2 separate regions of the Mus musculus genome follow, and region 2 is linked to region 1. Evidence: chromatin loops called from intact Hi-C (ENCODE). Cell type or tissue: heart. All regions are shown on one strand. Each heading gives the region's core, and the rest is flanking DNA. Links, peaks and the distances in the headings are about the cores only.

Region 1 (4,388 bases), core at 1-4,000:
ATGCTTAGCATCCCAAAGACAGTGTTCTTCCCATCAGTTCCCAGGCATCGTCTCCACAGTTCTTTACATAGCCAGAGCTCCATCGGTAGACCAGGCAGGCTGGCCTTGAACTCAGAGACCCATCTGCCTCTATCTCCCAGGCCCTGGAATTAAAGGTATGTACCACCAAACCCCAATACTTTCTAAAAATCAAATTTCCTTAAATTGTGCAACAACTATGCAGCTGTATTGCCTACCAACTTCTTAAAAATTTATCAAATTTCATATTTACTTCAGGGTAGGGAGCACACTTGTGCCAGTTTAAAGTGCCGAGGACAGAGGGCAACCTATGCTCTCCTTTCTCCCTGTCCATCTCAGGGATCCAAGCTTAGGAGGGAGGACTGGGAAGTCCTCTTTACCTGCTGAGCCATCTCCTTCCTGAACCAAACTCTCATTCCTTAATTAAAAAAAAAAAATTTAAAATGCACCGTTTCAGCAAAAGTACTTTGTGACTAGAATTGTAAGAAAAACTAAGAAGTATCGTTGTGTTTGTGATAAAGACTTGCAATACGACAAGAGCTCAGTATGTGCCTTAGACCTGTCCTTAAAGGTTGGGACAGGGATGGACTGAGTGGGTGGGCAGTGTTCCGACACAGCTGGCCAGAGAGAGAGCGAGCAGCGCAGTTGCTGCAACTCACCTCCTAGCTCAGATCCCTGAAGGGAACGTCTAGTCTATTTCCTCAAAGTAAATTCTTAAGGCAGTCACTACTTAACTTTTACCCTAGTCGATGTAGGATAGCACAGGGAAAAAAGGGGGGAGCCCAGTGCTGTAAGGAAGAAGTTAAATGGCTCTCATATCCCTTCGCTAATATTTTAAACATTAGAAAATGCTAGTATTTAAAGGAGTAAATAAGAACACTACACTCAATCAACTGCATTGACCACTGTATAGAAATTAGCGCTTTATTAAAATGGGGGTTGGCTGTTAACTAGTATCATCTGAGGTTTAAGGCTTTGCTAACAAAGACCAACCAATGCTTTGGCAGGCTTCTCAAGCCAGAAGATACTTTTTAATGAATTCTCAAAGATGGAAAGAAATAAGGATAACAAAGCTTTCAAAATGTGCTCAGTGTCTCCAATATCCATGGAAGTTAAATGTTAATGTGAGGACCTAGCACTTTTACGAACGCAACCAGTAAGGTGGCTTGGCGGTAAAAGTACTTCTGCCAAGCCTGAAGACCTGAGTTCAATCCTAGGGACCGGGCCAACATGGTGGAAGGAGAAAACCGATGCCCAAGAAAGTTGTCCTCTGACTCCTAAATGTGTGCCATATAGCACGCGAGCACACACAGATACACAAATAATAAATGCAACGAATTGTTTAAATAACACAACCGAAAAAAAAAAACCCACAGTTTTATATTCCATCAAAATCTGAAGAGCTAAAAGGCATAAAAGGTCGACGAGGAAGTGCAGAAAAACCACGCAAATCACTAACCACCTTCTGTCCACATATACACAATCTGCCCGCGCTGCCCCGAGAGTCACCTCGGTTCCACCCAGGTAAAGCTAGAGCGCTGAGTCCCGCGGGACAGGAAGCGAGAGACAGACACCGGGCCACGCCGGCCCGAGCCCCCCAGAGGTGCAGGAAGAGCTAGGGTGCAGTCAGATCCCGAGACCCTCCCGCCGCGCCTAGTCACCTTCTGCGCGCTGGAGCCTCGCACTCGCGCCGTCTGGTCATAGACGTGGCAGCGGATCACCGTGCTGCCCACGTCCAGCCCCAGCACGAAGCGGGAGGGCGGCGAGGCCGACGCGCTCAGTTCCTCTCGCTGCCGCTCTGCACGCTCCTGCTGCCCTGACATCGCGACCCCGAACACTGCAGTCGCCACGGGCCGGCCAGCGCGGAGCTATAAACGCCAGACCCCGGGCGGAGAGCTCGCGGCCCCGCCCCTCCTACACCGCGCCCTGTCCCGCCCCTCGACGAGTTAGGCTCCGCCCCTTCACAAGACCCCGCCCCGCCTCGTTCAGCCCCTTCGGGAAGCCTTGCTACCCCACGCTCCGCCCCTAGCACCGTGACGTCAGGGCAGCGCGCCGAGCAGCTCGTGGGAATTTGGCAAAGATGGCGTTTACCGCAGCGCTGTACTGGATGTCACCGTTCAGCGACCGTTACTTTGAAACTTTTTAGTTCCCTTCTAGCCCAGATTACTTTTTTACGAATATCTGTTAGGAAAAATCAAGTGAGATGAAAAAATTTTAAACTTTTTTTCATGTTCACTTAGTTTTTTGCCTGTATTTATGTGTGTGAGCCACATGTGCCTGATGCATGTAGAAGTCAGAAGAGGACCTCCGACGATTGCAAGCTTCCATGTAGGCAATGATAACCAAACCCCGGTCTTCAGCAAGAGCAACTAGTGCTCTTAACCAGTGAGCCATCTTTCCAGTCCGTGGGAAGACATTCAAAAGTATAGGAGGTTCCTCATGAAGTCTTCCCAGAAAAGCTTGCATGTATTACACAACGATGAATAGATGTCCAAGTTTTGTATGGCACTAAAGGGCCTTTGCCGCGACACAAAGTTTAAATTTCGTGAGAATGTTTTGTGGGTAGCTTATCAGCTTAAAGGAATATTTTCTTGTTTATATTACTCTGTTAGCCTACTTGCTTCCCAGAGATTTGCCAAGTTGGATTTGGGTTGTCACTTGAAGCTTGACTGTGAACACCATATTTATTTTTGTTTGTTTGTGGCTTCTCTTAATAGTCTGTCTCTACACAGCAATGCCTATTTGCACCATCTGGCACAGGTCTGCCCTATATCGTTGGTGACCAATTGGTCATGCATGAATGTGTGTGTGTGTGAGAGAGAGAGAAAGAGAGAGAGAGAGAGACTTTCCAGCGTTGTATGCATGACTAATAGTCCTATGCTGTCCGATTCTCTTGAGAAACTGAAACTGTACAAATACCAGAGGGAAGGCAGAGCCAGAACCTGAGAGCCACAACTGAAGTTTGACCTTGTTCCTCAAGGCAATCTCTTACTAGGACCAAAGGCTCCCTAGGATTCTATATGCTCTTGTCGTGAATAGGCACCAAACTCTGGTCCTCATGTTTGACTGGCAAGCACATTACCTACGGAGCTATCTCTCCCAGTTCCTGAGGGAAAGAAACTTTAAAGAATTGGTTGTAGGTCCAGGCAAGCTTAGAAACTTGTAGGGCCTGCTGGCAGCCTGGAAAAGAAGGCACACTTCCATGCTTACAGTTTTGATTTCCTCCTTCCCGAAGCTTGCCTTTGCCCTTTTCCAAAGCTTGCCTGGTGTTCAACTAATCGGGGGAAGCTCAGTCATGTGTGTGTGTGTGTGTGTGTGTGTGTGTGTGTGTGTGTGATATCTTTACTGGGGATACAGATTTAAATGTCAATCACATCTAAACTACACCTCCCACAGCAATGTACAAGTAACCTAGTCAAGCTTATTCATACAGTTAGCCATTAGTTTCCCTGCTTACAACTAAGAAAAGTTCAGTGTAGGCAGTGTTAACAGTTGGTGTACTTCTCACAGAGGTATTTCTTGGGGGTTTTATACTCTGCGACTTTGTGATCATTTTCGTAAGGTCAAACATCAGCAGTTTCTAAAGTGTGAAAGAGCAGATCTTAAAAAATACTTAGTCTAGAGTTTTTAAAAAGTTTCTCATTTTTGTTTTATTTCTCTTGAGACAGAGTCTGAGTGTACCAGAGGCTGGCCTAGAACTCAAGCCACTCCTCCTGACTTCGCCTCACATTGGAATTATAGCAATGCGCCAACAGGTCAAGCACAGTTTTCCAATTTCAAACAAATTTGAAACCTTGACAAATGCTGTCACCTGAAGAAAACTTGTTTTTTTGCTTGTTTGTTTGTTTTTTAGAATATCATTTATTCTTTGTTAACCTCATAAATACATACAATGTATCTTTTAAAACATTCTTAAGTGTATGAATGTTTTGCCTGTATGTATATATGTACATCACATGTGTGCCTGGTGCTCTGGGAGGTCAGACGAGGGCATCAAAGCCTCTGGGACTGGAGTTATAGATGGTTGTCAACTGCCATGGGAGTGCTGGGAATAGAACCCAGGACCTCTGCACAGGCAATAAGGACTCTTAGCCTCTGAGCCAACTCTCCACCTCCAACAATTTATCTTGGTCGTATTCACCCTCAATCTTCCCTTCCTACTTCCCCTGGACACCTTGAAACATGTCCCCACTGCCCTCCCCAACCCAGTGGGTCCAATCCAATTAGTGCTGCCGCTGGACTATTAACTTGATGTTGTGCAAGTCAATCGCCAGCCGCAGTGAGGTCATAGGGGCAAAAGCCATGCCAGGTCCAAGAGGCAGCATTTCACAGCACGCCTACCTGTTCTCCCAATCCTCACACTCCTGCAT
Region 2 (4,388 bases), core at 294-4,293, 77 kb before region 1:
AAATAAATAAACAAACAAACAAATCTTTTAAAAGTATAAAAATAAAAGTTATCTTGCAAACCATTTCTAAGGGTTCATTAGCCTTCAGAAATCCTTAAAGTCCTGTTATCACAGGTTAAGATAGAAAGGTATTAAAAAGCAAGTACATTTAGTTTTGGGGGGAGGTGTAGGGGGTTGTTTGTTTGGAGGAGGGCACAGGTGTGGAACAGTCAGAGGATAACGTTCAGGATGAGCTCTGTCCATCCACACTGTGGATCCCTGAGACAGACAGAGATAAGGTCAGCAGACTTGGAGACAAGCACCTTTACCCACCGAACCATCTCGCCAGCCCCAATTTATAGTTAATCATCTTTAAAACCCTTACAACCCCCAATCTAGTTTCTTCTGAGGGCCATCATGACACATACCAAAGTAAACCTAAAAGATGAAGAAAGGAGTGCACAGCCTATTTCAAAGTGAGGTCTTGTTACTGCTGTTTTATATTTCCGGGGCTGGGCGTCAATCTAGGTTTAGGTAATTACCCTACCACTGCGCTATTGATGCCCCAGCCCTCAAACCGTACTGGAGGTCAGTTAAGAATTTTGGCTGCAAGGGTAAAACCTGCACACGGCAAGGACTACATATTCGCAAGGGGCGAGGGAAGGGAATTACGGCCACAAAATAGTAATATGAATAACTAAAACTACTTTACTATGCCTGGAATTAAGGCAACAGAAGGGTTTACTAAGTCTCGGGACTTTCTTAACAAATGTTAAGTGCTGCATTCCTGACTCTGCAACCACATGCCAGCACTGGCTACTGACACCATATCTGCCATAACACTAAACTAGTTCCAAGGCACAAGATGTTCTAAAACTAACTCTGCCCAGAGCCAGTACACAAGCGTGACAGAACCTGGGGTCTGGCCGGCGCCTTTATCTCCTGATGCAATTTGAGAATGGACACTTACATGAATTCCAGCAATGGGATAGTGGTAAAGCCTTAGTAAATCGTAAGATAATCAGTGACTGGAAGAGGCAAGATGCAAAACAAACATTTTATACTCAACTTTGAATTCTGCCACAGTGGAAAAGAGGCTAATGACTTAAACCATACTGCCTAGTTACGATGACTTCAAACCATTAGGAGAACAGAAAACAAATGACCCAGAAAAATTCTAAGTCAAATGAAACACAGCAGCTGGCTCTGTAGAGGGGTGTTTTCTAACCTGTGGGTCATGACCCCTTTCTAAAGGGAGTCGTTCTTGCCTAAGACCATCGGAAAACCTAAATATTTACATTGCAATTCATAACAGTAGCAAAATTACAGTTATGAAGTAGCAACAAAATGCTTTTATGGTTGGGGTCAGGTCACAGCATTAGGAAGGTTGAGAACTGCTGGCCTAGAGGAGGCAGGATAAGGGGTTGGAGCCCCTTGAGATGAAAGGAGGAAAGACAGAAGTCGCCAAAGGCTCAAAGGTACTTTCAACGAATGCTATGGAAAAAGAATGCAAAGTAAACATTTTGCTAGGCCAGGCTACAAGCCTGGTAACGATTTCAGCCGAAAAGGTGAAACAACATGGGGTCCAGAGTCTCCTCCAGCATCCAGGGTTACGTTATGCATTTAGTAGAAGTGAGCTTTGTTTCAAGTGCATTCCGGAGATTAGCCCTTTTCTCTCTCCCAACACCCTCCCCGTCCTCGCATAGGCAGATGTGGCTCACAGATGAACAAACTGAGCCCACACAAAGCACCGGAACACGGGCGAGTGAGTGTCCACGCACTTCACTGTGCCACCTCTCGGCGGAGCCCACAGTCACTTTCCCGCTGCTCTGTGCACAGCAACCAGGGCCTTGTGCAGAATTCCTCCCAGAACTTGGGCCGAGAAAGTAACCTCTACTTGAAAGGAAAAGTTCTCTTGGGGGAACCTGGGGGTCTTCCAGGTAGGGAGAGCTTTGGAACTCTGCAAAAGCACCCCGCAGAAACAGACTGGAGGATGGTGGATCACGAAGGGAGGAGGGAAAGTCAGAAGATCTGAGTGAGAAGCCCAAGTCAGCCCTTGCCCTTCCTGATCCCGGGTGATGGCGAGCCCGCGGGCTCCGGAGCCTCATCAGGTATTCCAGGGTTGCTTGGCCCCGCTGCAGAGAAATCCTGAGGACAAGCTGAGACTCCCGGGACAGGGCAGGGGAGAGCCGGCCGGCGGGGGGCCACGCCCGGTCCAAAGGCCCCTGGCGCGCAGGCCCGCGCCCTTTCCGGGACCTTACCGCAGCTTGGTGCAGAGGGGCCGCCGCCGGTCCACACAGCCCTCGGCCCACTCCCGGGGAGACGCTTCTTCGCGAGCCGCCGCTCCTCAGGCAGAGCCAGGTCCGCTCGGAGCAAGCTCCCGGCCGCGCAGCCGCGGTCTTCGCGCGCGTCGGAAGCCTGCAGTGCAGGAAGGGTCAAGGCGCGCCCCGCGTGCCAGGCAGCGACGGCCGCACAGCCCAGCGCGCCCGACGCCGTCCGCCCTCAGCGACACGGCCGCGGCGGCGCCGCTTCCCCCGCGCTCGCTTTGGCGGCGGAGCAGCACGGTGAGCGCCGATTGGCCCTCGGCTGGCATGACGCGCGCCGACGCTCTCCACGGATTGGCCGGGCCGCAGTGCGTGTAGGGAGTAAACAAAACCCGCCCCCAGGCTCGCCCCCAGGGCCAGAGGCGGAGGTGGGCGGCGGGCTTGCGGGAGCCTGCCCTGGTCTTTTGACCTCCAAAGCCACTCTCCGCTAGGGGCCGCCCTGAGGCTCTGCCTGCCGCTGGACCCCTGCCACCTAGAGGGCAGCCAGGCTCGCCCTTCCCCCTCCACCACATCAGCCCCTCTCCTCACCTCCACCCACCACCTCGCTTCTCTCAGCTCTAAAGTATGGTTCTCTTTTCCATCCCATCTCTCGGAAAGAAACCGGAACTAGGTCCTTACATCTGGACCATAGACCTCTGATGGGCCACTGCTCCAGGAACACTCGGAAGGCAGAGGGATAAGTGACCCTGAGGCCACACGTGGACCACTGTGGAGGTTGGTCATGCTTCAATTCCTGGGAAAGTGTAGCAATAAATTAAGGCCAGATGCCTTAATTTCGAAGTTGAACCGAAAAAGTTGGAGGCACACACTCTCAAATACCCAGTCATTTATTAAGAAATTCAGGTTGGCTTAGTGGCTCATGTCTTTAACCCCAGCACTCCTGAGGCAGACACTAGCATATCTCTTTAAGTCTAAGGCCAGCCTAGTCAACACAGTGAGTTCTGAGCCAGCCAGGGCTAGACACTTTGACCCTGCCCCCACCCCTCCAAAAAAAGGTGTTTCCCCCTTTCAAGTGCATGGATCCTGTATGAACTGTAGCTAATGTGGACGTTTGGAAGTAAGATAAGAAAATCCGACTTTAAAATACTTTGATCTTTTTCATTTTAATTTCCTCATAGCTCTATGAGCCAAATACTATTTATGATGCTAGGGCTGTGTGTACAAAAGAGACAAAAATTCTTGGCATAATTGAGCTTATGTTCCAGTGAGGTAGGAAAGATGCTTCTTAAAGTTCTTTAAAAAAAAATTCAGTGGTGTGATAAGGGAAACAACTCTGAGAGGGGGCTATTGATGTAAATACCAGCCCCAGAGTGTCAGCTCATGGTCTGGGTGGCAGAGTCGGGAGTTTAGACCAACTGAGTCTACATGAGATCCTTTCTCAAAAACATTAGATAGATAGATAGATAGATAGATAGATAGATAGATAGATAACAGTGAGATCCTTTCTCAAAAAATGATGATGTACATAGGTAGAAACTAAGGCAAGCAGACAGAAAAAATGCATAATGAGGTGAGGAAGCCAAGAGCAAACACCCTTGGCTTTCTCTTTGGAAGATTTGGAGACTATTTCTAGACAATTGTTATGGGTAAAATCCCAAAATTCCAAACATACAGTAATCCAAAAGTCTCAACTGAATGATTGCCTTTTGCACTGACAAGTGAATGTGGATTTATTTAATTTCCGCAGGAAACGTTGTTAAGGTATTGTGTTAAGCTTATTTAATAAATACTTAGCATGCTAGGTAATCGTGGTGAGCACCGTTAGTCCCAGCACTTGGGAAGCAGAGGTAGGTAGACCTCTGAGTTTCAGGCCAACCTAGCCTACAAAGTGGGTTCCAGGACAGCCAAGGATACACAGAGAAGCCCTGTCTCAAAACAAACAAACAAACAAACAAATTAGCAATCCTAGCATTAAGGATAAAAAGTCAGCATGACAGAAATAAGTCTTTACTTCAATCCAGTAGTGAAAAATTATGAAGCCCCTCAACATGTGTAGCCACAAGAGAGGCTGGCACATTAAATGTTTGGGTTAATGTGGAGAAAGGAATGCCCAAAATCTCATTACTTGTCAACTAAACACTACAT

The links. Hi-C counts contacts between places; a loop is a spot of excess contacts. Peaks named below come from ENCODE experiments on the same cell type or tissue, not always from the same donor. Only the 100,000 strongest peaks of a DNase experiment are listed, where the experiment ranks them.
Region 2: it touches region 1 in a loop (4-fold over the local background); 4 of 42 quality-filtered maps call a loop at or near these places.

The regions. Positions count from the first base shown.
Region 1 is chr9:96,116,904-96,121,291 of GRCm38, reverse strand. It overlaps Gk5 (glycerol kinase 5 (putative)), which reads right to left and starts at 1,863. Exons shown (of 16, transcript NM_001368879.1): 1 at 1,680-1,863. The coding sequence starts at 1,841. In heart, for the core only: no CTCF peak of the experiment used is centred there; a DNase peak (open chromatin) is centred at 1,971; H3K4me3 peaks cover 1,818 bases; H3K27ac peaks cover 1,370 bases.
Region 2 is chr9:96,194,413-96,198,800 of GRCm38, reverse strand. Tfdp2 (transcription factor Dp 2) reads right to left here and starts at 2,526. Exons shown (of 13, transcript NM_001184706.1): 1 at 2,241-2,526. In heart, for the core only: CTCF peaks have their summits at 1,767 and 2,732 (motif pointing left); DNase peaks (open chromatin) are centred at 830, 1,750 and 2,660; H3K4me3 peaks cover 2,528 bases; H3K27ac peaks cover 1,990 bases.